Linked DNA regions of Homo sapiens: region 1 is linked to region 2. A link is a loop called in an ENCODE intact Hi-C map of the cell type or tissue named here. Cell type or tissue: PC-9. All regions are shown on one strand. Links, peaks and the distances in the headings refer to the core of each region. The heading gives the core; the rest is flanking DNA. Region 1 overlaps KCNK5 (potassium two pore domain channel subfamily K member 5). Region 2 has its middle 34 kb from the start of KCNK17.

Evidence for each region. A loop is a pair of places that touch in the nucleus more often than their neighbours do. Peaks named below come from ENCODE experiments on the same cell type or tissue, not always from the same donor. Only the 100,000 strongest peaks of a DNase experiment are listed, where the experiment ranks them.
Region 1: it touches region 2 in a loop (7-fold over the local background); 1 of 110 quality-filtered maps calls a loop at or near these places.

What each region holds. Positions count from the first base shown.
Region 1 is chr6:39,198,232-39,213,557 of GRCh38, forward strand. All of the region lies in intron 1 of KCNK5 (potassium two pore domain channel subfamily K member 5), which reads right to left. Among named protein-coding and RNA genes, the nearest start is that of KCNK5, 24 kb to the right of the region's middle. RefSeq lists enhancers at 4,801-6,000, 4,942-5,901, 5,902-6,861, 10,702-11,659, 11,688-12,228. In PC-9, for the core only: no CTCF peak of the experiment used is centred there; DNase peaks (open chromatin) are centred at 5,350 and 5,780; H3K4me3 peaks cover 1,733 bases; H3K27ac peaks cover 4,356 bases.
Region 2 is chr6:39,272,337-39,287,662 of GRCh38, forward strand. No RefSeq gene overlaps it. Among named protein-coding and RNA genes, the nearest start is that of KCNK17, 34 kb to the right of the region's middle. RefSeq lists enhancers at 637-1,138, 1,139-1,638. In PC-9, for the core only: no CTCF peak of the experiment used is centred there; DNase peaks (open chromatin) are centred at 7,295, 8,115 and 8,185; H3K4me3 peaks cover 799 bases; H3K27ac peaks cover 3,098 bases.

The DNA of each region.
Region 1 (15,326 bases), core at 3,773-8,772, 76 kb before region 2:
GCCAGGATTAATTGGGTCCATTCAAAGGCAGACAAACAACCCTAGGAGGTATTGATCATTATCAACCCAGACTGAGTCTCCACCATCATGCTTAAGGCCTGGTTTTCTTCAATATTTTAAACCACAGCACAGTGAGGACAGAGATGGTTTACTAATCCAATGTGCAGTGGATGCAAAATTGGGGATAAGGATGGGATGGGAAGATAGCTAACACATAGCAATGGCAGTATCAAGATTCAAAATCATCTGGCTGGATATAGGGGCCAAAATCAACAACATACAAGTATCCACTTAAATGTTTAAGTCTTATACTTTGGATTGGAAAAGACTGGTAGAGGATTGAAGGGAAAAGTCCCTGGATATTAGCTGACCATGGATCAACAAACAGTAATCCTACTGTCCTGCTGTCACAAGAAAAGTAAATGCAATCTCAGGCTATGTCAACTCCAGGTCTATCCAGGGCTGGGAGGTAACAAGCCCACTGTTGCTTGCAGGGTCAGGCCATATATGGGGCACCTTGTTTCATTCTGGGTGTCAGACTTCACATGATATGCTAACCAACAGGCCAAAGTCCAAGGGGGAGATGGGGTGGCTGTTTTGGATAATGAGTCTACAAAGGGCTACTCCTTGTAGTAATCAATTTCTGATAATGCAAAGTATTTAGACCAGGGTAGCCAGCATCCATCAAGGGTGTTGTGGAAGGTATGTCTGGAACAGGGGTTCTCCACTGGGGTGGTAGTGCCTTTTGGAAGTGTCTGGAAATGCTTTCTAAGGAGGAATGTTGCATGTACCAGGCACTGTTCTAGGCAGTGAGTATACTGCAGTGAACGGACGGAATCCCTGCCCTCCTCTTATGTTTATTCTAATGGGTGATGGGAGATGCTCTGGCATTGAGAAGGCAAGGGGCTAGAGATGCTAAATGCCCTGCAATTCACAGGACAACCACACCCACAAGGCCAAAAATGCTCCCCCTGGGAAATGCTAGTGCCAAAGGTAACCTGTGATTTGGGAATCATTTAGTAAGTGCTAAGGAGACATCAAACAAAAGAACTGGCAAAACAGGGTAACTGAAGAAGGCATTAAGTTTGGGAGTGGGGAGAGGTGGAAGAGCTGGGCTTTCTACCCTTCACCCCACTGATGGTGTGCCCTTTGGGGACCAGCTGGCAGCCTCAGGCCCTGGCTTATCAGGCAGCCACAGCATTATGTGCTTTCCCCATGACTTCTAGTATCCCTCTGTGGTTGCCCAACAAGGGGCGGGCAAAGGAGGCACTGGAGAGAGCCCCTAACTCCCCGGGGCTGCAAGCACTACTCATTCCTTGCAAAGACCCAGTGGTGGCAATTACACCCACTGGGCGGAGAGAGGTTGGTTACCTGGCAGAACTGGGCTAGGTTGTAGACTGTCTGGTTTCAAGTCTGCAAGTTCAAGCCTCCCTGCCTCCATCTGCCTGGGTCTGCCTGCCCCTGGGCTGCCCCACTGCCCCTTGCGGTTGCCTCCTCTGCTGTGGTTCCCAAGCAGCTGGCCTGGGAATCAGCTCAGCTCCACCCAAGTGCTGGTGGAGAGAAGCTGTGCTAGTGCTGCTGTATGTCAGACACCCCTCGCCGGGGCTTTTACACACGTTACCTAACTGGCTCTTCCTGTCATTCTGCCAGGCATCACTTGGCAGAGGAGGAAAGCCAGGCTCAGGGAGCTGAGGTCTGGATGTGAATTTGGGGTGCTAGCTCCCTATTCCCACTGTGTGTATCTGTGGATACCTCACTGATCATGGCTGGGATTATGCAGGAAGAGGAGGGGGCTTTAATTGGTCTCCCAGAACAGAAAAGCTGACCCAGGACTAAGGCCATCACTGGGTTAGGGGAAGGGACATGGGAGAGCCAGGTAAACACCCTGTCAGACAAGGCGTCCCGTCCTCGGGGTTAGGGAAACAGCTTTCGCGGGAGGAGGCGGCCCCTGTTCACTGGCTGGATTCTTTAACTTGGCTCCCAAATTCACACGAGACAATATTTTCATTTTCCATACAAGCCTGGAGAGTAATGGGAAAAGGGGAGCCTGCACAAAGCTCAGGCCCAGCTCTTGTTTGGGAACGGAGTAGAGTTCCCTGTCTCCATCACCGTCACCATAAAGCAGCTGTGATTTACGGAGGGCTTCCTATGTGCCAAGAGTTGGGTAAAGCATTTTATGTGCCTTTAGCTCATTTAGAGAGGACAGATTCTTGCTGGGAAGATACTATAATTTTTTTCCATTTTGCAACTGAGGATTTGAGGCTTACAGAGGTTAAGAAAGTGCTAAAAACAGTGAAGCCAAGACTAGAACCCAGGCCCATCTGGGTCCTAATTGCTGTTCTCCTATCTCCTGTCCCCATAAAGGCCACAGGAAAGAGGCCTGTGCATACTCCCACCCACTTCCCACCAGCTGAAAAAACAGTGCCCTAAAACCAGTCCAGCCACTCTGACCAGCTCTCATGCTGTTGCTCCAGTGAGGAAACAGCCATGTGTGCCCTTGCCCAGAGCTTCAGATGTCCAGCTGCCCCAACCCCACCTTCCCAGGTGCTCACTGTGCTGACTGAGTAATCTTGACTCCCAGACATCCCCTCATCCCCCAAGGATCTGAGGCTTCCCTTGGCAGTGGTGGGGCATCCCCTTCCTGGAGAGAGGGATCTAGATTGGGGCTTTGGGACATGCCACCCACCTTCAGACATGGGCAGGCAGGGCAAGGTGGGGGCTTCCCCTTTACGGGGTGGGGTAAGGGAAACCAAAGTCAAGATGTTAGCCTGTTGGGATCACAGCTATCTGGCACCCATAGAGCTACTCCCGGCCCTGCCTCCAGCTCCACAGCCGCCATCACTTTAGGATCACAGGACTCTTTCTTGCTCTGCAGGATACAGCCTTAACAGTCTTCCTCCATTCCAGCCTCTGCTAGACTCCTGGATTGTCAGTGGTTCATGGGTTAATGGGTTAATGGGTTAATGGGTTCATGGGCCAACCCTCCTTTACCATTCCCAGCTGCATCAATTCTTTTTTCTTCTTTTTTTTTTTTTTTGCGATGAGAGTCTCACTCTGTTGCCCAGGCTAGAGTACAGTGGCGTGATCTCAGCTCACTGCAACCTCAGCCTCCCGGGTTTAAGCAATTCTCCTGCCTTAGCCTCCCGAGTAGCTGGGATTACAGGCAGGTGCCACCATGCCCAGCTAATTTTGTATTTTTAGTAGAGACGGGGTTTCTCCATGTCGGTCAGGCTGGTCTCAAACTCCTGACCTCCGGTGATCCACCTGCCTCGGGCTCCCAAAGTGCTGGGATTACAGGCATGAGCCACCACTCCCAGCAATCAATTCTTAATTCACTGTGTCAAAGCTCACTTGGCCCTGCGGAGGGATGGTAAAATTGGGCCCTGGAAGGGAAAATAGAGCTGACCCTCTTATGTGCGTGTGCTTGGTAGTACAGAAAGAAACTTATCATTCCTCTCACCTCCCTTCCCAGCAACCTTGTAAGGGGTGTGGGCATGGCTATTCATTCTTATTTCATAAATAATACATTGATATTTAAGCACTTATGAAGACAAGCACCTAAATCCAAGCACTTTACTTATCTCACAAAATGCCAGTACCCTCTAAAGTTTACTGTATTTTAGTTTAAAGTATTACTACCCCCATCTTACAGAAGCATTTGCCCAAGGTCACAGAGCTAGTTAGTTGTGGAGCTGGGATGAGGGCCCAGGTGGCTTCTAACCTCTGCACTATCTAGAGACGGGGGTGAAAGGCATGCAGGTGAGCTTCTAGGTGCAAGTGAAACGGCCTACCAGGCAATATCCACAGACATGCAGAGACTCCCCTAGAGTGCCAGCTTCATGGGGACAGGGCCTTTTGTTTTGTTTTTCACTGATGTATTCCCCAAACTTAGAACACTGCCTAGCACACAGTAGCTATTCAACAAATATTTACTGAATGAGTGAATAAATACATTTAAATAAATAAGGGTATATTCCCTGGCCTCAACTAACTTGTCCTCTAGTGCCCCTCCATCCCCAACCACTTCCAGCATCGTTCTGCAGTTGGCTTTTCACTAAATTCATCAGTTAAACAAGGTGGAAGCCTGAAGAGCAAGAGGGCAGGAAGGAGAGGCACAGACCCCAGCGGCGGCGGGGCTCACAGGGGCTGCTGAAACCACCAGCCTCCAACTGGTCTTGGGTTGCAGAGGTGGGGATCACCAGGTTGAGAGGAGAGGGCAGGGGGCAGGAGCTGGGGAAGGGGCAAGGTGAGGGAGGCAGACAAGAGCCCAGAGGAGAGGGTTCAAGATGGGAGAGTAATCAGCAGTGGAGTGGGAGAGGTCCCTCAGGTGACTGGGACTGTCCTTCCTGCAGGGAGGCCTGTCCCCTTGGGAAACTCCACGAGGGCAGTAAATGTACCGAGAGCAGGCAAAGGAACAGAAGAGTCAATAGAAATTGCACATCTACTTCCAGCTGACCACTTTCCTTACTGAATCCCAAAGCCCCTCCTCTCTGAGGGCACTCAATCAATCCCATTGGCAGCAGGGCCTCTGCAGCTCAGGTTTAGCTCTATCTAGGAAGCCACAGGGCCATCTTCCAAATGCAGACCTGTGCTCATGGAAAAGGTGGAACCAACCTGGATTTGAATCAGAGGGGTCTCTCGATGGCTGGCAGCAAGCCTCTGGGTAAATAACTCAGCCTCTCAGCCTTACTTTCTCTGTCTGTAAAATAACACCTACTCTGCACACATGAAAAGAACCTAGGACTCAGTAAGCACTGGATAAATGTATCTGCAATCAATATTGTGATTCACACGTGTGTCCGTCAGGAACAAGACCCTGCAGAGATCTGAGACCCAGGAGCAAAGCTGCTCACCCCCAAAGCTGAAGCAGATGGGCTGGCATGTCCTGGACAAGCAGTAGAGAAGGACTAGGGATTTCAAGCCCTGTGCCTGGAAGACAGGAAAGGGTGAGAACACTGTCCCTAACCTTCTTCACAACTGCCAACTCTTCCCATTTCCCCATTTTAACAGAGAAAACTGTCGATTTTCAGCCTGATCCATCAGCTCCCTCAGGCCACATGGAGGAAGGGACTGTGGTTCCAGAGATGTTCCCTGGCCACCTGATGGCTGGGAGTCAGGGGCAGAGGGAAACGGGCAAGCCCAAGATGCCTCACCCCATCCCTCAGAGGCCCCATCTCTCCTGGCCTCTGCCCCTCAGAGGCTCACAGCCACCCTGGCCAGTTTCTCGTCCAACCAAGCAAGTTGGGCAGGGCTGCTGAGGGAAAGAAATGCCACCACTGGTCCCATCCTGTCTTCACCACTTCCCCCCCATCACCCCTGGCAGCCGCCAGTACCTCCCCAGGTGAGGCTGAGGCCAGGAGGTGTTAGATGGCAGCTTCTCTGAACTCTAGTCCAACTCCCTCCCAGCCCCCACCCAGCGTGAACATGAAGCAAGACAATGGGCAGTGGCTCTCGGTACAGGCTGCCCAGTAGATCCCCTTGGAGGTTAAATAAATGCTATGCCTGGTCCCCAACTGCAGATATTCTGTTGACCTGGCACAACTTTTAAAAAGCTCCAGAAGTGATTCTAATATGCAGGGGCTGCCCTAGTGGAAGCTGACAGGGGGAGGGAGGCTCAGGCCTTCTCCATCTTCCTGTCTAAAAAGGAGTATGCAGGGCAGAGAGAAGGAATTCTTGGTATTTTCCTCACTGCCTCTCCCCCCGGGTCAGGTGACCAGGGTGTGGCTCGGAGGGCAGCTGTAGTTTACGAGCAAGGTATTGGCAAGGGCCCAGTGGTGCCACCCTGATACCTGCACCAGCAGCCAACCCAGCTCGCCTGAGCTTTGTCTCTCCCAGGGAAGGAGCAGATACTGGACGAAAGGCAGCAGGGCCACACCCGTCTCCTCGAAGACCAGAGCTGGGCTGTTGCAAAGCGGACTTTGTTAACTTGTGGTTGCTTATCTCTTTTCTCAGATTTGCTCTGATATCTATCTGGAGTATGGATCACATTTGAGAAGAAGGCAGGCAGGCCAAATCAATGGCTGGAGGCTTTGGTGTGCTAGGACGTCGGCGCAGGGCCTAAAAACCCAGGCTCAGCTCAGCTCTGCCAGTACTGTCTTGAGATCCTCGAAGAATCTTTGATTGCTTTGCCTGCCTGCTTCTCTGTACAATGAGGAGGTTGGACTATGACTACTGGAGTCCCCCTGCCTGGGCAGGTGATACCTCCCCTACCTCCTCTCCATAGCACATTCAAGAAAATGCATTTCTATCCTCAGGACTTAGCTCATCAGTCACCATACTACTTCTTAACCTGGACTACAAACTGAGATCATCTGAGAGAGCTTGGAAAAATACTCCTGCCCGGGTCCTGCCCCTAGAGATGCCAAGAGAAATAGTCTGGGGCTTGAACTGCGAACCAGGATGCTGCAAAGCTCCCCCAGGTGATTCTAATCTTATGTTCAGCCAAGTTTCAAACGCACTGCCCTAGATCCAATCCATTCTCCCTCATTAGGGACTTGAGCGCAGCCCCACCCCTGACATTAGCACGGGGCAGGCTGTGCATGCACACAGGCAGAACTGTCCTCTTGTCCACCTTTGGGCTTCCCCCAGCCTGCCCTCCTGGGCCATCTCTCAGCAGTCTCTGCAGAGCCCAGAGGCACTGCTAGGTCTCACGCTCAGGAGGGCAAGCCCCTGCCAGATGGGAGCAGGTTTTCAGCAGAAACCCTGGGCTTCTGACTTTCACAGGCCTGGGAGCCCTGTCCTCACTGGGAGGAACAAAGAAAACAAGGCAGGTGACCCTGCCCGCATTGTTCTCAGGCTGGGACGGTAATCCCCCAGGGCAGGGGGGCAGCTGGGCATCCCTCCTGTGAGAACAAGCCCAGGGCAGAGCTGACCTGAGGTTGCAGGTTTGGCTAAGGCAAGCAGTGAAGGGCTGGTGGGGCCCAAGCTCAGGATGGAATGTCAGCGTGAGCTCTCAGGCACCTGGAGGGCTGAGCTGATCAGTGACTGACACTGGAAATCCCTGTGCGGGCAGACACAGGGGACCTCGAGGGCCCCTTCCTGGTCCCACAGCACTGCTGTGTGCCTGAGAAGTGGGCCTGGGGAGCAGGAAAGAGCCCCCTCCCTCTCAAACACACATACCAGATGACCCTCTGAGGCCATGCTCTCAAAATCTACCCCTGCCTCATCTTCTCAGGGAAGGTGGGATGTGTCCAGGGAGGCTTAAATGACAAGAGGGACATCCTTCATTTACCTATAGCTTCTCTACCCCAATTCACAACCACTGCCCTGCCCAGGGTGGCTATGGCCCAGGTCCATGGTCCTGTGCTGGTGTCTCTGCCCTATCTGGGACACTGAGGCCTGGATTTGTGACTTTGTCCCCTTCTCTGCCCCCAGAGTTCAGATCCCAGGGGTGTCTGACACCTCTCTGCCCTGAGCGATGCCAAGGGGTGTCTCCCAATTAGTGGGACAACAGTGTCAGTAGGGACAGGAAACAGTTTTAGCTGGGATCCCTTGAGCCTGTCCAGCTGGGCAGAGCAGCCTCCTCCATTCCTCCATAAGGCTGTGGGTCACTAGGAAGAGGCCTTACTTCTAAGGTGGGGTTAGAGAGCTCTAGCCCAAGCCCCTGCACTTGGATTGGGCCCCTGGCACATTGTCCTTTCCAGGGAAGCCAGCAGTGCTCTCAGGCCTGGCTCATTCCTCCCCGACTTGGTTAATAAGGGCCTGAGTTAGCATTTCCCCACCAAAACCCCACATTCATCAAGCACCTCTCACACCCATAACTCCTCTTCCACCGTCTAATCTGAGACCTAAGACCCTGAAGGGAAACCAGACAAAATGGATACACTATTCCCATTCTGTAGATGAGGAATCTATAGAGAGGCTAGAAAGATGGTGAAGCCAAACAGAAAGATGGTGAAGCCAAACAGCAAGCTGGTGACCCAGCAGAGCAGGTGAGGCCCTGTCCACAGAACAACCAGCCCTCCACTTGCCACCCGGAACTGGGCTGAGAAACACCAACCAAAGCACAGCAGGGAATGTGCAGGTAGACACTGGTGACATAGCAGAGATAAAGGGCTGTGCTGTGCGGTCATACCCACGGATCTGACCTGACTATATGAGTTAGGGTAAGCGCGTGCCTACGCTCCCTACCCCATTCCCCTGCAGATGCCTCAGATTTACCTTGACCTTGGGGTGGGGTCAAGGATCAGCTACAGGAAGCCACCAGCCACTCAAGGTTTCTAAAAACAGTCCTTGGAGCAGGCCAGAAAGGTGGCTGTGGGAACTGCTGACTCATCACCTTCCCATCCCGGGCCAATGACCTGAGGGAGGTGCAGTTCCCGGGCCGCCCAGCTGCCCCTCGCGTGCTGGCCTGCTTCCTGTCCTCCCAAACCCAGCTCTGCACTGGCACACAAGCTGGGCTGGCCAGTCTCTCCAACACAAATATCAAGTGTGGGGCCCTCTCTGAGCAGCACAGGGGAGAGGGCAGAGGGGAAAGGCCACATCTGGGTTCAAAATCCTGACTCCAGCATCCACTAGCGGGTTACCTGGGGCATGTCTTATCACCTCTCTGAGCTTAACACTCCGTATCTGGAAAACAAGAGTCATGGCTTCACTGTGTTGGCGCGTCGATTACAAAAAAATGATGAACAGCTCAGTGCTGGGCACATGGGGCGTGTTCCAGAAACGAGCACTGGGAAGGAAAATAAATGTGACTATTATTGCTCTGTGAATAGAACAAGGGGCTTGGGGAGGACACCTCCATTCTGAGGGTCTGTGTCTGCTGCATGTGGCCTCCAGAGCTGGGGAGCTGGGCTAGGTGTTGACAGCAATGCCCTCCTTCCATTTACCACCTCCTGGGCATGGGCCAGTCCCTCCGGCTCAGCAGTTCACCCCCCTGTGCCTTTGCAGGTGCCTTCCTGCAGCTCACTCTTACTTCAATCAGGTTTCACCTGAATGTCCCCTCCTGAAAGAGGCCATGCCACCTGGAATATTAAGCCTCCGTCCCGCTCCCGCTCCTCACCTCACTGCACTCATCACTACCTGACATTCTACTAGGCATCTGTTTCTCTGGCTTCCTAGTTATCTACCCTAAATAGATCATGAGCCCTACAAGGAGAGACTCATGGATCCCTTAATCACAGAACAGAACCTAGCTCTAGTATGTGCTCAAGTATTTGCCAATGAATGACTGAGTCTCCAAGACGTGTGCCTTCCAAGGCTGGACGGTGGGCTCTAGCTCCACTGGAGAAGGCAGGGAGCCCAGACAGGTGCAGGCACAGTGCGGGTTGATGACTGTTTCCAGGCCCCGGGGTCTCCTCCCTACCCTACCTGTTTGCAAGCCCAAAGCCCCCAGAGGTTCTAGCCCTGGTGAGTCAGTTCCCCTGCGGACTCTGGAACCATCAGGATTCCAGAGGAAGCAGGCAGGTGGGTGGCGGGGGTGGGGGGTAGGAGCTGAGGGATACCAGGGTGTTTGAAGGCCTGATGGCCCCAGCTCTCCCCATGCATTGCTGCTGATTTCCTGCCCTTCCAGCAGTGGGAAGGAAGGATGCTCTGATCCATGAGGCTCTTTAGTCCTTGTGGCTGCCAGTCCTGTTCTCCTGGACACATCTGCCTGCCCTGGGCCCCCTTGCCGGGGGCTCTAAGGACAAGTCTCACCACCGCCAATACCGCCAGACTCCTACCTCCCTGGGAGGAAGCTGGCTCCTGACCCTTGTGCCACATTTGTCTCTCTAGGTTACACCTGTATCCTTGAACACAGTTGGGGCTGACACTACCCTACCTCTTGCCTCTCAGAATGCCCCTGACAACCTAGCAAATTCCCCAACCCAGGGGCCTCCTCACCTGCTCTTCCCTCCTCCCTCTCCCCCTGTGCCTGTGGCTGGCAGCTTAGGGTAATAAGTAACTGCCATCCTTGAGGGCTGAGGTTCTGATAAGAGATTATTAAGCCTACCCATTTATTACAGTTTGTTTAAGATTATCAAGTGGTTAAACTGTAAACCTCTTCATTAATTAAAAAAGAAAAGCCTATGAGGAACCAGGATGGGATTAATCCTGTACCAGGGGTGGGGCCACTGGGTTTCTCTACCCCTATGAAGTAAGCTCCCTGCCTGCTTAATACACAACATTCCCCTTCCCACCCAAACCGGGCCCCCAGGGAGCTCATTCAAGGAGCTGGTTTTCTCATCCACCCACGGCCTCTGAGCATGATCTTGCCCCCATCTTTCTTCTCAAAGCCCCCTGCAGGATCCTCCTGAGAGCCAACCACCTGTCCCGAAATCCTTCCTTATTGTCTGACTCTAACCTAAATCCCTCCGGCTGCAGTCCAAGCCCATTTCCTTTGGTTCAGTCTGCGTCTGAGACAGACAACAGCTGGCCTCCATCCTCTCTGGAATAAATTGTATAAGAAACTACCAGCAAACCAGCACAGACATCTTGGGATGGATGGCATTCTGTGCAGGGGGGGAGGGGGCTTTCTGCCATGATGACCCCCAGATCCTGAACGCAAACCCCACCAGAAGACTGAGTCACAATTAGAGACAAGAGCAAGATCTCGATGCCCAACAACCTCAAAATCACTGGGCAAGATGCAAAAGGAGGCTGGGCACAGTGGCTCATGCCTATAATCCCAGCACTTTGGGAGGCCGAAACTGGCAGATCATCTGAGGTCAGGAGTTTGAGACCAGCCTGACCAACATGGTGAAACCCCATCTCTACTAAAAATGCAAAAATTAGCTGGGCATGGTGGTGCATGCCTGTGGTCCCAGCTACTCAGGAGGCTGAAGCAGGGAGAAGTGCTGGAACCCGGGAGATGGAGGTTGCAGTGAGCTGAGATCACACCACTGTACTCCAGCCTGGGTGACAGAGAGAGATTCAGTCTCAAAAAAAAAAGCAAAAGGAGTATTTAGGAGTATTACCCTAAAGTTCAGGCTCCCTGACTCAGATCTCAGGCCACACATCAGTTACCCCAGGGGCTCTGGTCACCAAGGCCCCCATTTGGAAACCACAGGGTTGCAATTCAAAGACGATCCCCAAATAGTGTAGGAAAGAAGAGGGAGCCTATACATGTGGCTGCTATCCCCTGACCATGCACTACCCCTGCCCTCACCATCCAGGTATGCCAGGAAGCAGACAGGCCAGCCAGGCACAGCTGTCCTGCCTCTTCTGCCCTGTATGCATTGCCCCCGCCCACCATCCATCCCCAGCCAACTGGGGCGTGGGACGTGACTGGGATTAAGAAACAGAGCCATTTTGTGCTGAAGGTATGGAAAAATACTGCCAGGCCCTCCTAGTACAGAGAGGCTAGGCTGAGGTGAGGGATGGGGTGGGGGTTGGAAAAACCTCCAACTCCCCTAACCTGGGGCCCAGGATGAGAGGCCAGGCAACAGGAAATGGAAATTCTTCACTCTGAGACATAGCCCCATTGTGAAATGCGAGAGGCAGAAGGAACGAGGGCCATGCCTCAGACACACACACATCCTTTCTCTCCTCCACAAGGGCTGGGATTTTAAGCACAGACGTTTCCAAGCCTGTTTAACCCCTAACACCCAACCAGGCTCTGGCAAGGCCTCAGCCTTCCTGGTGGAGTGAAAGAACATTTGACAGATGAGCCTGTATAGCATTGGCTACTCCCTAGCCTGGAGTCATGACTGCGCTTTCTTCACCTGTAAAACGGGAACGATGCCACCTCCTCATCAATTCTCAAGGTTATGGATCAAAAGGCTCGATAGAGAGCAGGAAGGCTGGTGCATAGGCAAGTTAGAGATGCTCCCGATGCATGAACTTGTTTACAAACGTCCAGGGTTGTGGGGTAAGAGTGCTTTGTATGTGGCCGGGAGGATATAATGAAAGAAGGGAAAGTAATGTGCCAGGTTTCTAAGTCAGGCAGGGGAGCAGGCCCTATGCCTCACACAGCTGCATCCTGTCCCCCTGTGAACTGTTTTCAGTGAGTGGTAACAGGGGCAGCCACTTGTCAGACTTGCCCAGGGAGGTCCGTCTCCCCTCAAGCCTGCTGAAGCAGAGCCCTTCATCCCGGGCTGCTGAGAGCTAAACAACTGACCAAGCAGTGGACTGCCAGGACACAGTCCCTTGGCCCTCTCCCCATGTGTAAAATTAGGCTCCTGGCTACTTCCCAGGAAGAGTAGGGGAACAGGAGGGCAAGGTGGTAGAACAGGGGGTTCTCGTCACCTTCACTCCCCCTAGGGACCCCTGGGCCATGCCCCTCTTTGGAGGCACAAAAATGTAGCTGGGCACACCTGCTATAAATGCCAGATCTAGCCAGGCACCAGCTCCCCGACCCATGCACAGGGCAACCCACCCAACCTATTAACCCAACAACGATGGGGCCAGAGTCATGGACAAACTTCTGTTGCTCAATGAAGCTCAAACCAGGGTCGACTGATTCATCAAGTGTTTGCTGAACACCAACCATGTGCCCAGGCACTGGGCAAAATAAAGGAAGTGCAAGACACAGACCCTGCTCAGGAGGATCTCATAGTTTAACAAGAGACAGGCAGGAGTCGGGAAAGAGGGACATGACAGCAGAAGATGGCAGAGAAAGCAGCCAACAAACCAACAGCGAGGCCAGGACAGTCCCAGGGGCTCACTCCATGCTCCTTCAAGCCCAAGCAATGGAGCATGAAGCAGAGCAAGAAGCCAAAACACAGATGGGGAACTGAGGCTCAAAAGACATGAATGAACAAGGACCAGAGCAATTTCCCAGTCAGGTGTTCCACCCATCCTAAAAACAGTGCCCGCCCCTCCTCCCCTTCCCCTACTCCACCTTTCCTGGCCCGGGACCCCCACCATGGGCCCTAAAAAAACCTGGAAAACTGAAAATTTTAGCCGTCCCCTTCTTCCATTCCTTCTAGATTTGTGGTGGGAAGATAGTTTTCACCCTAAGAAGAGAAATACCTGCTTAGCTGGTAAAATCACCTGATCAGTGTACATTATGAACCATAAGAGCTGAGGGATACTTGGTGCTTCCCCGCAGAGTGGGGAGGCTGGGCTGGAGCAGGCCATTAGAAGGAATCTGGAGACTATGAGCAACAAGTCAGAGATCAATGAAAAAGGATTCTCTTTCTACAGCCTGGTCCACCTCCAAGGGAGCCACTGCTGAACAATCTGAGTCCACGAGGACTGACCTGGCAAGGCAATCACACGGCTTGCACAAACACATGCTTTCTGTCAGCTGGTCCAGGGGGTGCGCTCGCCTCGGCTGTGCTTACAAGTTTTCCAGTGGATAGGACCAGAGCAGAAATGAAAGCTGACGAGGCGCAGAGGGAGGCCAGATGTGGCATTAGAAACCTCGGGTTCTGGCCCAATACTCTAGTACTGCCCAAGAGAACTCTCCGATGATGGAAATGCTCTGTATTTGCGCAGTCCCCACTGGCTACGGAGCACTAGAAATGTAGCCAGTGACTGGAGAACTAAAATTGAATTTTATTAGTTTTAATTTTAAATTAAGCAGGCAGGCTGGGTGCGGTGGCTCATGCCTATAATCCCAGCACTTTGGGAGGCCAACGTGGGTAGATCACATGAGGTCAGGAGTTCAAGACCAGCCTGACCAACATGGTGAAACCCCGTCTCTACTAAAAATACAAAAATTAGCTGGGCATGGTGGTGAATGCCTATAGTCCCAGCTACTCTGGAGGTTGAGGCAAGAGAATCTCTTGAACCCAGGAGACGGAGGTTGCAGTGAGCTGAGATCGTACCATTGCATTCCAGCCTGGACAACAAGAGCAAAACTCTGTCTCAAAAAGAAAAAAAGAAAAGAAAAAATTAAATTAAGCAGGCAGGCCAGGCACGGCGGCTCAGGCCTGTAATCCCAGCACTTTGGGAGGCTGAGGTAGGCAGATCACTTGGAAGTCAGGAGTTCAAGACCAGCCTAGCCAACATGGTGAAACCCCGTCTCTACAAAACATACAAAAATTAGCCAGGTGTGGTCGTGCATGCCTGTAATCCCAGCTACTCAGGAGGCTTGAGGCAGGATAATGGCTTGAACCCAGGAAGCAGAGGTAGCAGTGTGCCAAGATGGCACCACTGCACTCCAGCCTGGGTGACAGAGAGAGATTCTGTCTCAAAAAATAAATAAGTAAGCAGGCGTAATGATTAGTAATATCAAGTCAAAAAGGTAAAATTGCATAGCGGCATGTGGGTAGTGACTACCATACTAGTACCAAGACTGTATCAAGCACATCCTACCTGCAGCCTCCTTTGGCAGAGCCTGCCTCCCCTGGACCCTCAGGATGACCCATGCCATGGGCCACTGTCCATAGCACATTCCTGACTTTGGATTACAAACAGTCCTGTGCTGTTTCAAGTCTTGCCTGTGCTTGTGTTTTTCGTTCATCTGAAGGACAGGGCAAGTCTTGGGCCCCCACGGGACCGGGTGGAGCTGAGAGCACAGTGGGTCCAAGGCTGCACTTGTCCATGGGCCTCTGCAGGACTCCCCTCCCAGACCACACCCCCACCACCTTTGTGTGGGAAATGGATCAACACTGGAAACAGCCGGATGGGTGTCCCTGGCCCTGCCACACTCTCTTCTTGGTGACTCTCTGTCCTGGTATACTACCTCCAACTTGGTCTGCAGACCAAAGGCTCACCTAGTTTCTCTTGTCCTTCTCCTCAAAGCATTCCACAGCACTGCTGCCAAGGAAGCTAGCAGTCTGCTAGCTAAATTTAAAGACTCAAAAGACAAGAACGAACTAGGCTCGAAAGACATGAATGAACTAGGACCAGAGCATCTCCCAGTCAGGTGTTCAATACAGTCCCCGGGAACCAATCCAGGTTGGTATCCTTGGAGGGGGATTGGTTCCAAGACCCCCTGTGGATACCCAGATCTGCAGTGCTCAAGTCCCACAGTCAGTCCTTTGGAGCCCACAGATACGAAGGGTCAACTATACACTGTTAGTGATTACAAAAGTGATACTGGTTTTCAGAGTATGTTCTGCTAAAACCAGATGTTTGTATACCTCACACATTAAAAATAACCAGTGTGGAAGTGGGTAATGGTACATGCATGTATTTTATCCCTTAAAAAATTGAGTTATTTGTTATAAAAGCAATACAACCACATTACAGAAAATGTGAGAGGCAGAGAAAGAAAAAGTCATCAATAATCCTGTCTCCCCAACTCGGCCCTGCCTGGCTTCTGTTTTTAAATTGAGTTTCTATGACGCAATATTAACGGAGAGAACCACACACTTTAACTTGCATCTTCCTGCTTTCCTCACCCTCCTCATCTTGATTTTGTATAACTTGAAGTCTGGTTCATGCCTCAGGCCCACTTTGAGAAACACCAAATGGAAGCACCAGGTCCCTATTCCAGCCTGTCTAAGGGTCTCCCA
Region 2 (15,326 bases), core at 5,904-10,903:
AGGGAAGTCTTCCAGAGTGGGCAATGCATATGCTGAACCTGAAGGTCCTAGCAGGAATTAGTTGGGGCAAGAGTGTTCAGGCAGAGGGAAGAGTGCTCAGGCAGGACAGCCTGTGTATGTGTGAGAATATGGGGCTTTGTCTCAAGGACAATGGGGTTTAGGAAAAATAGTGCTGTGATACATTTTGACGCAAAGAGAATGAATCAGAGAGGGAAGGAAGATGGGAGACAGGCAGGCGAGAGAACATTAACACCAAGGGACAGAGAGGGGATCATGGTCCATCCAGGCTAGGGCAGAGGCCATGGGGACAGGTAAAGAACCAGATTTGTGGAGTCTTCCGGTCTTGGAGACTGATGGGCTGAGGGGAGAAGAAGATAAAGGGGACAATAGGATTCCCAGATCCTAGGCATTGGGGAACAGGTGAGTGGGATCATTATGTAAAGAACTATGCAAATGTTACCGCCACTTCTCTTTTTTTTTTTTGAGATGGAGTCTCGCTCTGTCACCCAGGCTGGAGAGCACTGGCATGATCTCTGCTCACTACAATCTCCACCTCTCAGATTCAAGCGATTCTTCTGCCTCAACCTCCTGAGTAACTGGGACTACAGGCGTGAGCCACCACATCTGGTTAATTTTTGTATTTTTAGTAGAGACGGGGTTTCACCATATTGGCCAGGCTGGTCTCGAACTCCTGACCTCGTGATCCGCCTGCCTCGGCCTCCCAAAGTGCTGGGATTACAGGTGTGAGCCACCTCGCCCAGCCCCCCCACCCTTTTTTTTTTTTTTTAATTGAGACAGAGTCTTACTCTGTCACCCAGGCTAGAGTGCAGTGGTGCAATTTTGGCTCACTGCAGCCACCGCCTCCAGGTTCAAGCGATTCTCATGCCTCAGCCTCTCATGTAGCTGGGAATACAGGTGCGTGCCACCAAGCCTGGCTCATGTTTTGTTTTTTTTTAGTAGAGATAGGGTTTCACCATGTTGGTCAGGCTGGTCTCAGACTCCTGGCCTAAAGTGATCTGCCTGCCTTGGCCTCCCAAAGTGCTGGGATTACAGGCATGAGCCACCCTGCTCGGCCAGCTACTTCTTATTCAAATGCACAGTTTGCATGTGGCTCACAGCCAGTGGTGACCGATCAACCAGTGAAAGGGGTGGGCCTGTGCTGGTACCCAGCAGGCTCTCATGCCCCTGCCCTCCCCCGCCAGCCTACTCCTCCCAGTCTGAACCCCACCCTGCCAGCCCTGGTTCTTGGTCTTGGGGCTTTCTTCATTGCCTCCTCCCTTCACTCCCTGGTTCTCAGGGAAGCAGAAAGTTTTCCTTGCTGGCCAGAGCCCAGCCGCCCAGCCCAGGATTGCATGAGCCCTCCTCGCTCATTCTGGCTTCTTACTCATTTGTGCATGGAAATGCCCTGCCAGACTCGGCTTGACCACACTGACCTGCTTTCCCAGTTACAAGCTTCCCTCTTTGGTTCTCTCATCTTTCTTCTGAAGCTGCAGCTTCTTTGAAAATCTCCCCAATCCTTCCAGAGCCCCTTTGCCTCACCATGCACCCACACGAGGACATAACAGAGCCAAAGGTCTGGCCGACACATCCCGACACACCCTCACTCTGACACACAGACACCAAGGCACATTCACAAATAAGCACAGGGAGATGTGTAGATAGGAAGCTCAAGAGCACAGGGCCTGGGTCTGATTCTTTCAGTATTATATCCCTGAAGCCTGTCACTCAGGAGATGCTCAATAAGTATTTGTTGAATGAAAGAATGGGGTAGATGCAGGGATGAGCCATGCAGACCTCCCTGCAAGAAAGGATGATTGCCTGGCGTGAGGTGTGGTGTGCTGACAGTTCTAGCTGTTGGCCCCTTCAGGGACTACAGGGCTGGGACTAGGGTGAGAAGTGTAGCACCTAGGGCACAGAATCTAAGGATGTGGGCCAGGCGCCGTGGCTCATGCCTATAATCCCAGCCCTTTGGGAGGCTGAGGTGGGTGGATCACTTGGGATCAGGAGTTTGAGACCAGCCTGGCCAACATGGTGAAACCCTGTCTCTACTAAAATTACAAAAAATTAGCTGGGCATGGTGGGGGGCGCCTGTAATCTCAGCTACTCGGGAGTCTGAAGCAGGAGAATCACTTGAGCCTGGAAAGTGAAGGTTGCAGCGAGCTGAGATCATGCCATTACACTCCAGCCTGGGTGACAAGAATGAAACTCCATCTCAAAAAAAAAAAAAAGAATCTAAGGATGTGCTCACCTGCAGGAGTGTGCAAGCACCTCCTTACATGCTACGCCCTGGCTGCCTCACTGGCCTTGACTCAGGTGGCTAAGCACAGTAGTGGCTCTAGCACCTGGCCATTACCAACTCAAGGTTCCTCTAATGGGCAGTCTTTGCTCAGGAGTTCCCCACTGGGCTGGTGGATAGGGGTCAGATCTGCTTCACGGTCTCATGGTCTCTGCCCAATCCTGCTCTTGCCTGCTTCCTTTCCTCGGACTCACTCCCCAGCAAACCTTTCCTCATCTCTGCAGGTTCTTCCCAGATAACCTGACCTGTGACATTTCATGGACAGGTACATCCAGATTACAAAGAACCACACACACACAGACACACACACCCCTGTGAGTGCCCGAGGGCAGGGTCTGAGCCGTACCTTTATGTAAAGCTCAGTCCTGAACATATATCAGATGCTCAAGAACTCACCAATGAGTGACTGAATGGGACAGAGATCCCCAAGATAACTGACCACCTGGTGGGAGGCCAGTGACTGGATATGCTGACCTTGCTAGATGTTTCCAAATTGGGGTTCCCAGGGCATCCTTGAAGGCAGTGACAGAGGTGATAGAGCTGTTTGCAAGATTTAAATAGTCTCGTGGGATGTGTGCTTTTAGCTGAGAAAAGGCCACTCAGGTAAACTAAGAGGTGAGATCTTGTGCTTTTTGTGGGAATTATGTCAGGATAGTGCACTACTATGGAGCTATCTTGGGATGAGCAAAAGTTCCATCTGGCACTGACATATTAAAATGTTTTTCACTGGGCATCATGGAGACAGTGGAGAGGAATGGGAAGGTCCCATTCCTTTCCCATGGGAAAGTCCCATGGCTTTGGACTCCCCTGCCAGGTGTCATTAGGCAAATCAGCCTACATCTCTGAGTCTCAGTTTCCCCATCCGTAAAGTGGGATCTAGGAGTGTCCTCTGATGGGGCTGTAAAGACAATAATCTAAAGAACCCAGTATAGTGCCTTGCCCTGAGTGATTGGCAGCTACTGTTATTATCAGTTAGCATCTTTAGTTTGCACATTAAGACATTTTGACCCATGGAGTATAAGTGCCTTCAGGCTAGCTTGGCAGGGATTAGCTGAACTACCCCGAATGGACCAGGTCCAGACAGACGCTGTTAATTTTGAGAATAAGAGAAGGCTCCAACTCTGAGGCCACAGCAGACGGGCATGAAGTTGACGAAGTTCCTCTAGATTAAGGGACAGGTTGGAAGAGTAGGATTTGCAGAGAATCCTCAAGTTCCCAGCTTGGTGGGTGGTGGCAGGGAGGTGGAAGGACTGTCTGCACTTGTGGAATTAGGGTTTGGTCCATGTCCCAGGGATGTTCATGTATATCAGCCTGAAAGGTCAATACATGCAAATGATCTGATACCAGGATCCACCAGGAAGATGCACAGACCAGCCTTTCTATGGGTGCCCAAGGGGCTTTTAAGAAAGAAGACTGGTGGCTCACGCCTGTAATCCCAGAACTTTGGGAGGCCGAGGCAAGTGAGTCACCTGAGGTCAGGAGTTCGAGGCCAGCCTAGCCAACATGGTGAAACCCCATCTATAGTAAAAATACAAAATTAGCTGGGCATGATGGTACATGCCTGTAATCCCAGCTACTTGGGAGGCTGAGGCGGGAGAATCGCTTGAACCTGGGAGGCGGAGGTTGCAGTGAGCCGACATCATGCCATTTCACTCCAGCCTGGGCTACAGGGCGAAACTCCATCTCAAAAAAAAAAAACAAGAAAAAAAAAAAAAAAGAAAAGAAAACTGTTCCCTACACCCCTATGAGTCAGGGAGCTGCATATGAAGACTTTACACAGGCCATCTGGTCTCCTGGGAAATATACAGGTATGTTTCCGGTACGAAGACAGAGAGAAAGTGTGCCAAAGTGTTAACCAATAATTTATTCACTTAGGGAGTGGAATAATGAGCATTTCAAATTTTCTGCTTTACATTTTTGTTTGTTTTGTCTTCTGCAAATTTGCTTCTATGGCTTGATCATGTAGGTTGAGAGAGGGTGGAGTGGGCCAAGTCAACAAAAATGAAGACAGATAAAGAAAAAAAAAGACTGGATTATCCTCTGAGCCCAGTTAACCTGGGGGATGAGGCTCTAGACTCTGCACTTTGGTATAATGAACAAGAATCCTCACTGCCAGCTTATGGTTTCTAGTAAACAAGGAAGAGTCACTGCAAGCCTCCTCTCCAGGTGGGGGCAGGGATGGCCCATGAAGCCTGAATGAAGATCTCCTATTCTTATTTATTTTCCTCTTCCCTTCTGTACAAGGAAGGGAATATGGAGGTGAGACTCCCATTTCCCGCCAGGACAGCTCTCAGTGGAGTTGGAGGCTCAGAGAGAGCCCATAGGATAGGTCTCTCCTGTCTTACCCCAGGCCCAGCTCCTCACTCTGGGGAGGAAGGGTTTGGACACAGGGCCTTCAGATCATATAGTAAAGTTTGTGTTTGGCACCCTCACCTCTCTTTCCTGAGCTCTCTTCCTACTTCCATGCAAACCTCCTTGTCCCCCATTTAATTTAATGTTAAATGGGGGACAAACCTGTCCCCTAGGAAGTTTAATGTTCCTCCTGGCCCCCAGCCTTACATATTCCCAACTTGTCTCTTTCTCATCTCCAACCTCTCTTCCCACTTTTACATTTCCCTCACTGCCCTGTTCTGCGCTCTCTGTCAAGCATGCTGGCCACTAATTCATACTACAGTGTAAAGGGCCACCACTCTATAGTAACATTCATAAACAAGATACTTAGACAAGCAGTTTTGGCAATGGAAGTCAGTTAGAGGCACTATGATATGGTTTGGCTCTGTGTCCCCACCCAAATCTCATCTCGAATTGTAATCCCCATAATCCGCATGTGTCAAGAGTGGGACCTGGTGGGAGGTGATTGGATCATGGAGGCAGTGTCCACCATGCTGTTTTTGTGATAGTGAGTGAGTTCCCACGAGATCTGATAGTTTTATGTGTTTGACAGTTCCTCCTACTCTCTCTCTCTCTCGGCTGCTACCATGTAAGATCGTGCCTGCTTCCCCTACTGCCGTGATTGTAGCTTCCTGAGACCTCCCCAGCCATGCAGAACTGTGAGTTAATTAAACCTCTTTTCTCTATAAATTACCCAATTTCAGGCAGTTCTTTATAGCGGTGTGAAAATGGACTAATACAAGCCAGAACACAGTGCTGGAATCAGAAGGTCTGTCTTGAGTCTTGCATTTGCCTCTAAATCATTGGTTGACCTTGAACAAGTCATACCACCTTTCTGGGCTTCAATTTCCTAACCAGTGGAAATATAGAAGTTGTTTTTAAATTTTTTTTAAAGATTTAAGAGATTCTGTCACAAGATTCTGTCCCCATTATCTCATCTGATTCTCACACGAATCCTGCGGTTACATGGGCAGGAACCCTATTATTCTATTTGTCTTTCAAAATTGGGCTCAGATAAGCCTCTCTCCTGTACACCATTTCTTGACCCTCCCCACAAGTTAATCATTCTATCCTGGGGGTGGCCTCTGAAGCTGGCAATAGCTCTTGTGGTTCTACTCAACCCCCTCAATTTGCATCCAGGGCTGTGACCCCTTATTGTCCATTCGGGTGTCCAGGGCCTGGCACAAATAGGGCCTCGATGGCCATTGTAGGAAATGTTGAAGGACACCAACTCATATTGATGGGGCAGACTGCCATCCAGATCCTGACCTCCACCGTGTTAGCCTGTCTTCCACCGTGTTAGCTAGCCCACCCTGCTGGCCTCGAAACTCAGTAGGTAGGTGTGTCTTGATCATGGTCTCTAATCATAGTATTGAGAAGGAAAGATCAAAGGGTGGAGCCCTGAGCACCCTCAGTAGAGGCTGTTGCCCTCAGGACATCACACAGATGGTTCAAACACAGAAGAACTTCCAAATTACCTGCTCTGCCTGGGGCTGAATGTCATCATCTTATAAGTGCCTGTCCCAGGGCTGGCACCCAGTGGATGCTTCTCTGATGCCAAATGCTAGTTCTCATCTCTATTCTTTCCCTACCAGGTGAATCAGGCAGAGGGGAGATCCTAAGTAGGTTTCTTTTTCTTTTTCTTTTTTCTTTTTTTTTTGACACAGAGTCTCAGTCTGTCACCCAGGCTAGAGTGCAGTGGTGCGATCTCAGCCTCGGCTTACTGCAGTCTTCACCTCCTGAGTTCAAGTGATTCTCCTGCCTCAGCCTCCTGAGTACCTGGGACTATAGGCACGTGCCACCATGTCTGACTACTTTTTGTACTTTTAGTGGAGGTGGTGTTTCACCATGTTGGTCAGGCTAGTCTCAAACTCCTGACCTCAAGTGATCCATCCACCTCGGCCTCCCAAAGTGTTGGGATTACAGGTGTGAGCCACCACACCCGACCTAAGTGGGTTTCAATATGCACTGTTTATGGCTAAGCAGAGGGTCCTGGCACCACCTATTTCCCCAGCACCTGTAGCATTTTGTAACTTATCCAGAGGGCTTGTTTCTCGTGCCCGAAGTTCAGGTGGCCTTCTCCTTGGGAGCACTTTCGAGGGTGGAGGGTGTGGCAGCAGCTGGGTCACTGGCAGTGCGGTGAGGGAAAACAAGGGTCTGGAGCTGGGCAGTTCCGACTCCACCACACGCTGGCTGTGCCAGCTGGGCAGGTCTCTGCCCCTTTCAGGCCCCAATGCCTTTCTCCTGAAAGATGGGGATAATAACAGTAGCTACCTCATTGGGTTCATAAGAGGACTAGGTGATAAAATGTTTGTGAAGTGCCAGGTAGAGTAACCTAGAATCATAATTTTTATGATTATCTCCAAACACCGTTGCCATCAGCAGTAGGAAACACTGCTGCCATTGGCAGTAGGAAAAACTGGGCAGGACCCCTCCTGAGCAGCCCATGCCAGGACCTCAGGCTACAGTGACCCCAGGAGTTGCCTTGGCAGGAGAAGGGTATCCAGGCAGCTGTGCTCTCACCACTGGCTGGGGCTGGAATGTTCCGAGTGCTTGCATAAGAACCAGGATGGGGATCCAGGTAGCTCAGTGTTTGCAAAGCATAGCTTTCCCTGGGCCACAGAAGCTACCAGCCCTCATGGTGATGAAATGTGCCCACTGTGGGTGGAGCAGGTCAGCCACTGCCATGGCTGCCTTGCCCGCCTCGCCCCACTGGAGTAGCACAGAACAGTATGTCTTGCTCTGGGTTTCAGCCTGGCCCAAAGCCCAGGGTCCAGGTACAAGGGTGGAGGGTCAGGCAGAGGGAGTGAGGCAGCAGACCCCGGCATGAGCATTCGCTCTGCTGCTGGCAAGCAGGGTGGCCTTGGCCGGTCCTTCCCCTCAAAAGAGCTTGTTTTCAAGTGATTTCTAAGCCCCCTTTAGCTTGGAGAAGTTTCGTCCTCTCACACTCCTAGGGAAAGGCAGCCAGGTCAGTGTCCCGTAGCATTTCATGGCCCCCAATCTCTGGTTCTGCCAAGAAAACTAAAAGTTTGGGTTCTGGTTTTCCTTCTTCCTTCCTTCATTCAGGTTTTCCTAAGGGCTGAGCACATTCTGTTGCAGGAAGCACCTGTTCTTGAGGCTTCAGGGTCCAAGTGAGAAGAAAAGACAAAAGACCCCACATACCCCAAGTCAGTCAGGTGACAGCAAGTACCCAGAAGGGCTGAGACAGAGGGTGTGAGGACAGCTCTGAGGAGGACATCAGGGGCTGCCAGAGAGCGGGGTGTGGCACGCAGGAGGGAAGAGAGGGCGTTCCAGGTGGGAGCCTGCAAGAGCCCAAACCGGATGTGGTTGAGTCAGGAAGGGCAGGAGTCAGAGGCTTGGACAGCAAATCACTGGCCCTGAGATCACCCCAGGCTTTCACCACTGTGCATTGGCCCCTGCATGGATCTAGGGCCAGCCCTGCTGCAGGGGCTCCCTGGGGACTGGGCGTCCCCTGGCCCAGACCCACCCCATTGCCTCTGTCCGTACAGGAGCTGCCTGTGACCAGCTGAGAGCAGCAACCTCTGGGGACAAGGCTATGTGGCTGCCAAGGCTGTGGCAGTAGCTGACTCTCACTCATCACTCTCCCTTTCAGTTTTCTTTCCGGGTTCACTTCAGGAGCTGTGATTTTCCTACGGCTGAGTCACCCAGGGAAGGGCAATAATAAAGGGTGATTAACAGTGTTTCAGTTCCTAGGATTTCCCATCTCAGTTTATATGAATTTGGAGCAAAGCCACAGAAGTACAGGTGGTGAGGGAGGCAAGGGCCTTTGCAGGGACCTAAGGAGACCACTCCCCTCAGACTAGGGTTCCCTGAGGAGAGGGCTGCGTCTCCCCTCAGACTGGGGCTCCCTGAGGACGGGGCTGCGTCTCCCCTCAGACTAGGGTTCCCTGAGGAGAGGGCTGCGTCTCCCCTCAGACTGGGGCTCCCTGAGGACGGGGCTGCGTCTCCCCTCAGACTAGGGTTCCCTGAGGAGAGGGCTGCGTCTCCCCTCAGACTAGGGTTCCCTGAGGAGAGGGCTGCGTCTCCCCTCAGACTGGGGCTCCCTGAGGACGGGGCTGCGTCTCCCCTCAGACTAGGGCCCTGAGGACGGGGCTGTATCTTCGTTCTATCCCTTCTACTGGGGCTTCCTGAGGAGTGGGTACAGCTCTCTTTCTTCTGTACCAGGTCCACTGTAGCCATGGGCCATTGGGTACCTCTGCAGAGGTCCTATTGGGCCCACGGACTAGAGCAGAGCAGATGGCCTGGGTCCGCCTGGTAGGGTCTCTCCTCACACCAGGAAAAGATGACGACACAGAAAGTCCCTCATTTCTCCCCCGTGCTTGTGCTTGCTCTTCGTTCCTTTCTCCTTCTCTCAGTCAGACCACAAAGGGCTACAGCCCTTTCCTGCATCTCTCACTGCCCCTCCCACTACCTGTCCACTCCCACCCAGCCCTTTGGTCACTGTTCTGACCCAGAGCCACCCTGGTACTCATTGACCAGGGGGCAAAGGTGCCAGAACTGGGCACTGCCAGCAAAACCAGAGCCCAAGTCAACTGTGCAAGGAGGGGCTTCTCTCCTGTCTCCTCTCCACTGCTGGCTGACTAAAGTCCACCTGGACTCTCCTTGGCTGCAATCCCCAATGGGAGCTGCCGGCTAGAGAGAACTGACTTGCGCTGCCATGGCAGGATAGGTGACAGGAACGACCTGCTGGGAGCCTAGACCAGCTCCAGGAGAGGTCACCTTCCACCAGTGAAAGACACTACCAACACTTCCACCACCTCTCAGTGCTGTGGGTGACCGGGAGCTGCTCCTTGAGGTGACACCTGTGTGGCCTGGGGGCCCCTTCCACACACTGCTGTTCGTTCCCAGCAGCAGATCCTGTTGCAGAGCCATCCTCGGGACTGCGGGTGTTAACGAAGCCTGTGATCTTCCTCAGACTTTTCCACCAGAGAGGCACCTGAAGGAGCCACACCACATTCCCCTGAAGGCTTGTGTGTGGGCGTGGGCTTGGCTCAAAACAGCCAACCCAGAGCACCAGTGGGATCGCAAGTCTTCCGTTTATTGAATATCCACACAGGCATCTTACATTCTACTTCATCATACTGTTTAATGTGAAAATAATATTTTCCTCACATTCTTTGAGCCAAATTGCTGCTCTAGGAAGGTGGGGCACATTCATCCTGTGGCTTTCCTGCCCTGGGCACAATGGTGCTAGTGCTGGGTGCCCAGAGCAGGTGGCCCAGGGGCCCAGGTAACTTCAGATTTGGTCCCAATGCAGACGCATCTCCCCACTCAGGTGTGCAAGAAGCGTCTCTATCCTTCCTGGCCTCACCTTTCCTGGTGATTCCTGTGGAAGGCAGATTGGGTCACCTGTTCACCCAGGGGGTGCTCTCTGGCTGCAGGATGCCCTGCAGCTCCTCCTCCCCACTGCCCTCCAGCCTGCTAGGCCTCTACTCCCGCATCATTGGCTGAGAAGTCCCTTTGTCAGAGGCTACTGAGCTCTGCTCCTGGGGAGAGAACAGACGGGAATCCTGCTCACGGATGAAGGCCCTAGTGAAGCTGTGGACAGTTGGGAGTGCATGTCTCATCCCATTCCAGGAGGTCTTGTCCTGCCATGGCCCGCCTTTGCAGGCATGCAGTGGGCTGTGCTGGCTCCTGGCAGTGGCTGTGGCCTCCTGGCCAGAATCTGGGCAAACCCTGAGAAGGAGGTGCTGTGAGCACCTGGGGGAAGCTTCCCTTTCCCTCCTCCATACCCAATACATCAACAAGACCCAATATTTCTGCTTCTCAAATGCTTCTTGAATCCATTTCACTTTATTCAAGGTAGGCTTTATACAAATCTTATCACATTATTTTGCTTAAAACCCTTCCTTCCATGACTTCACACCAGACTCCTCATATAAAGTTTAACTGGTTTGCCAATCTCACCCTCCTCGTCTCTCAGCTCTGTCTCAATGCTGACTTCTTCTTTTTTTCCTTTAGCAGCTTTGCACATGCTGTTCCCTCCCTGCATGGAGCACTAAGCATCTACCCTGACGTCCCTCTGTCCCTCATTGCCCTACCTGTCTCTTCCACATCTGGCCACTTTCTCCTTCCTCCTCCCTTCCCAGCTTCCCAATTCCTCAGGCCAGGGTGGCTCTCAGAGCACTTTTCCACCTGGTTGGTGTTACTTGCTAGATGTTAACTGAGGTCCTTATTTCCTCAGGAGGACCATGACAAAGCAGAAAGCAGAAAAGTCACTGGACTTTGTGTCCTGAATCCTAAGCCCTTAGGGGAACTGAAAGGTTTAAGTCATTAAAAAAAAAAAGGGGAGACATTAGAAAAAAAAAAAGTAAACTGGACCATTCCCCACTCTTGTGGTAGCTTGTATTTTTCAAACGTGGCCATGGCCATAGTTTCTTTTCCACATGCTCTTCCAGAACCTTTCCAATCAAGAGTTGGATATTTCCTCATCCCATTGAAACTGAGTGGGATCTTGAGACGACTAGGTGGACAGAATGTGGCGCAAGCCTAATCTTCCCAGGGTAGGTCATTGCAGCAGTTCAGCTTCTCTCTCTCTTTCTGTCCATACTCACCCTTGAAAACCAGCCGCCGTGTTGTCAGGAAGCCAAGGCCACATGGGGAGGCCACCTGTACATATTCTAAGTTTTCAGCCAACAGCCAGGCATGTGAGTGAATCTTCAGATGATCTTGCTGCAGCCTTCCAGCTTCCCCAGCGGATGCCCAGCAGAACAGAAGTGTCCCCGCTGAGCCCTGCCTGAATTGTGAATTTTTTTGTTACATATCCACAGTAACTGAATCCCACCCTGCTCCCCATCCCTTCCTTGACTTGATAAATACTTTTCCTGGACTAGAAGAAAGGAGGTGATGGCAGAAAAGGAGTAGGCAGCATTGACAACAGATATATTCTCCTTCTACCTCATTTGAGGCAGCACTTGAAATAAAGATGGCATTATTAGAAAATAAAGAACATTATATTATGGCCAGGTGCAGTGGCTCATGCCTACAATCCCAGCACTTTGGGAGGCCGAGGTGGGCAGATCACCTGAGGACTGGAATTCAAGACCAGCCTGGCCAATATGGCGAAATCCTGTCTTTACTGAAAATACAAAAATTAGCTGGGTGTGGTGACCAGCACCTGTAATCCCAGCTACTCAGGTGGCTAAGGCAGGAGAATCACTTAAATCCGGGAGGCGGAGGGTGCAGTGAGCAGAGATCGCGCCATTGCCCTCCAGCCTGGGCGACAGAGTGAGACTCTGTCTCAAAAAAAAAAAAAAAAAAGAATAAAGAACATTATATTTTTCCTTTCACACACAGAACTGGGATTGCCTGTTGATGTGTTTGTGTCCGTGGCCCCATATCTGTATCCTCAATAGGCCCTGCCTGTCATTGTCTTGGTCCCTGTGACAACTCAGCTTAGAATAAGGCCTGTTATAGAGGAGATGCTTGATAAATATATGGCGATTAATGAATGAATCAATGATCAACGATTGAAGAGTGAATGAGTGAAACCCGAAGCCCTGTCATCATGAACTTTTTATAAAGATCTTGGTCATTGATTCAAAGAATACTCTCCTAAGTCAGACCGAGAGACTCTTTTTATAAATAAGGACACTGAAGTCCAGGGAGGGCAGGGATTGGCCCAAGGCCTCATGTCCAGCCAGTGGCAGAGCTGATCTAGAACTTGTCCAGGTGCCCAGCTCATGCTCTGCCCATCCATTCCTCACTGGCCCTGACTGCTGGGCCAGTCGGGCCCTGGAAAGGCTGGACTGGGTGGCAGTTGTTATCGCGTCTTTTTGTTGTTTTTGTTTTTGTTTTTGAGAGAGTCTTGCTCTGTCGCCCAGGCTGGAGTGCAATGGTGCGATCTCAGCTCACTGCAACCTCCATCTCCTGGGTTCAAGTGATTCTCCTGCCTCAGTCTTCCAAGTAGCTAGGATTACAGGTGCCTGCCACCATGCCTGGCTAAGTTTTGTATTTTTAGAAGAAATGGGGTTTTGCCATACTGGCCAGGTTGGTCTTGAACTCCTGGCCTCAAGTGATCCACCCACCTTGGCCCCCACAAAGTGCTGGGATTACATGTGTGAGCCACTGTGCATGGCCAGTTGTTGTGTCTTTGCTGTCATTATCTGCCCAGGAGTCTACTGGCTGGGCTGGTCCTGGCCTCTCAGGGGCAAAGGGACAGAGGCAGACAGGGAGCCCTTGTAGGTTGGGGATGGGACCAGGAGGAGGTGTTGTGAAAGAGGACCTGGCATGCAGGTCATCCATAAATATTGGTTGAGTTGAATTGAAATAAACACCCAAATAGATATATAATGACAAGCTTGCATGGTAAGTGCCATGAGATTTCAGGGAGATGTGAGGACCTACGAAGCGGGTTATGGCCTCTTTCTGGGAAGCCCTGTAAGGAGATGGCCTGGAGCTGAGCTCTACTGGAGAGGAGAGTGGGTGTGTGGGATGGGGTGAGTGGAGGCTCTGCCCATGTTCTAGGCAGTGTCTGAGGAACCAGGAGAGCTGATACCTACTGCAGAGAGGGGAGAGCAGAGTATGGTGGTGACAGAGAAGCCAAGGCAGGCAAGGTAGGTGGAGAAGCCAAGGCAGGCAAGGTGGCCTGGAGGCCATGTTTGGGGTTTTGCACATTGTCCTGGGAGCAATGGGAAATTATTGAGGCATTTTTGGCAGAGGCAGGACAGATCAGTTCTGTCTTTTTAGAAGGCTTCTGTGACAGCTGCGTGGAGAATGGATGGGAGGGGGCTCTTGTGAGATGGAGAAAATGGTAGTGTGAAACTGCGTGGTGGCAGTGAAGCTGGGGAGAAGCGGCCAGAACTTAGAGGTCAAACAATAGGATTTTGCACTGAATTGGCAGTGAGGGGTTGGGAGAAAGAGGTCAAGCATTCATTCATTTACCAGTCACAAAACAGCTCCTGGGTGCCCACCACACGCCAGAGACAGTCAGGAGCTAGCAAAGTCCCATCCTCCTGAAGTTTATCTTCTAGTGGGTTTTGTTTTTTTAAAAATGGGCTTATTGAGATATAATATACATACCACACAGTTTACCCATTTAAATTGTACAAGTCAATGGTTCTTAGTATAATTCATAGATATGCGCCAACTTCAACACAGTCTATTTTAGAACACTTTCTTTTTTCTTGAGACAGGTTCTCCCTCTGTTTCCCAGGCCAGAGGGTAGTGGTAAGATCACGGCTCACTGCAGCCTCAACCTCCTGGGCTCAAGAGATCCTCCTGCCTTAGCCTTCTGAGTACCTAGAAACACAGGTGTGTGCCACCATGCTCCATTAATATTTTTCTATTTTTGTAGAGATGGGGCCTCAACATGTTGCCCATGCTGGTCTTGAAATCCTGGACTCAAGCTCTACTCCTCCATCAGCCTCCCAAAGTGCTGGGATTACAGGCATGAGCAACTACTCCTGGCCACTTTCTTCACCTCAAGAAGAAACCCTGGACCAGGCGTGGTGGCTCACGCCTGTAATCCCAGCACTTTGGGAGGCTGAGGCGGGCGGATCACCTGAGGTCAGGAGTTTGAGACCAGCCTGACCAACATAGAGAAACCCCGTCTCTACTAAAAATACAAAAATACCAGGTGTGGTGGCGCATGCCTGTAATCCCAGCTACTCGGGAGGCTAAGGCAGGAGAATTGCTTGAACCCGGGAGGCGGAGGTTGCGGTGAGTTGAGATCATGCCATTGCACTACAGCCTGAGCTCGAAACTCCATCTCAAAAAAAAAAAAAAAAAAAAAAGAAGAAGAAGAAACCCTGTATCCTTTAGTTATCACTTCCTTTTTTTTTTTTTTTTTTTTAAGACAGGGTCTCACTCTGTCACCCAGGCTGGAGTGCAATGGTGCAATCTCAGCTCACTGCAACCTCTGCCTCCAGATTTCAAGGGTTCAAGCGATTCTCGTGCCTCAGCCTCCCTAGTAGTTGGGATTACAGGCAGGTGCCCGCCACTACACCCGGCTAATTTTTGTAGTTTTAGTAGAAATGGGGTTTCACCATGTTGGCCAGGCTGGTCTTGAACTCCTGACCTTAGGTGATCCACCCACCTTGGCCTCCCAAAGTCCTGGGATTACAGGCATGAGCCACCGTGCCCGGCCTTGTTATCACTTCCTATTCCACCCCTCTTTCCCCACCGCCAGCCCTAAGCAACTACTAATCTACTTTTACCCTCTATAGATTTCCCTGTCTGGGCCTGTTTTGGAGGTAAGATCATGTTTATGACCTGGGGCATTGTGGTAGAAACTCCTGATTTCTCCCACTATTCAATCTTTTACCTTTTCATAACATAATCTCACTATTTAGATGGGCACTTTGTCACCTGCTAAGAGATTACATTTCCCAGTTTCCATTGAAGGGAGATGTGACTGTGCTACCAAGTTCTAACCAATGAAATGTAAGAAACTGTTCCACTGGCTGTTTAATAAAGAAATCTCCTTAAAATGGTGTGGAGTGTGGCGTGTGTTCTTCTCCCCTTTTTCCTTCTTCCTTTCTGACTGAATGCAGACCAGATGGCTGGAGCTCAAGCAGCCATCTTGAACCACGAGATGATGCAGAAGGGGATGATGCTGACTGCTTAGCTCTAGGAACTCAAAGGAGAAATCTGATTCAGAGATAACAATTTGAGAGAC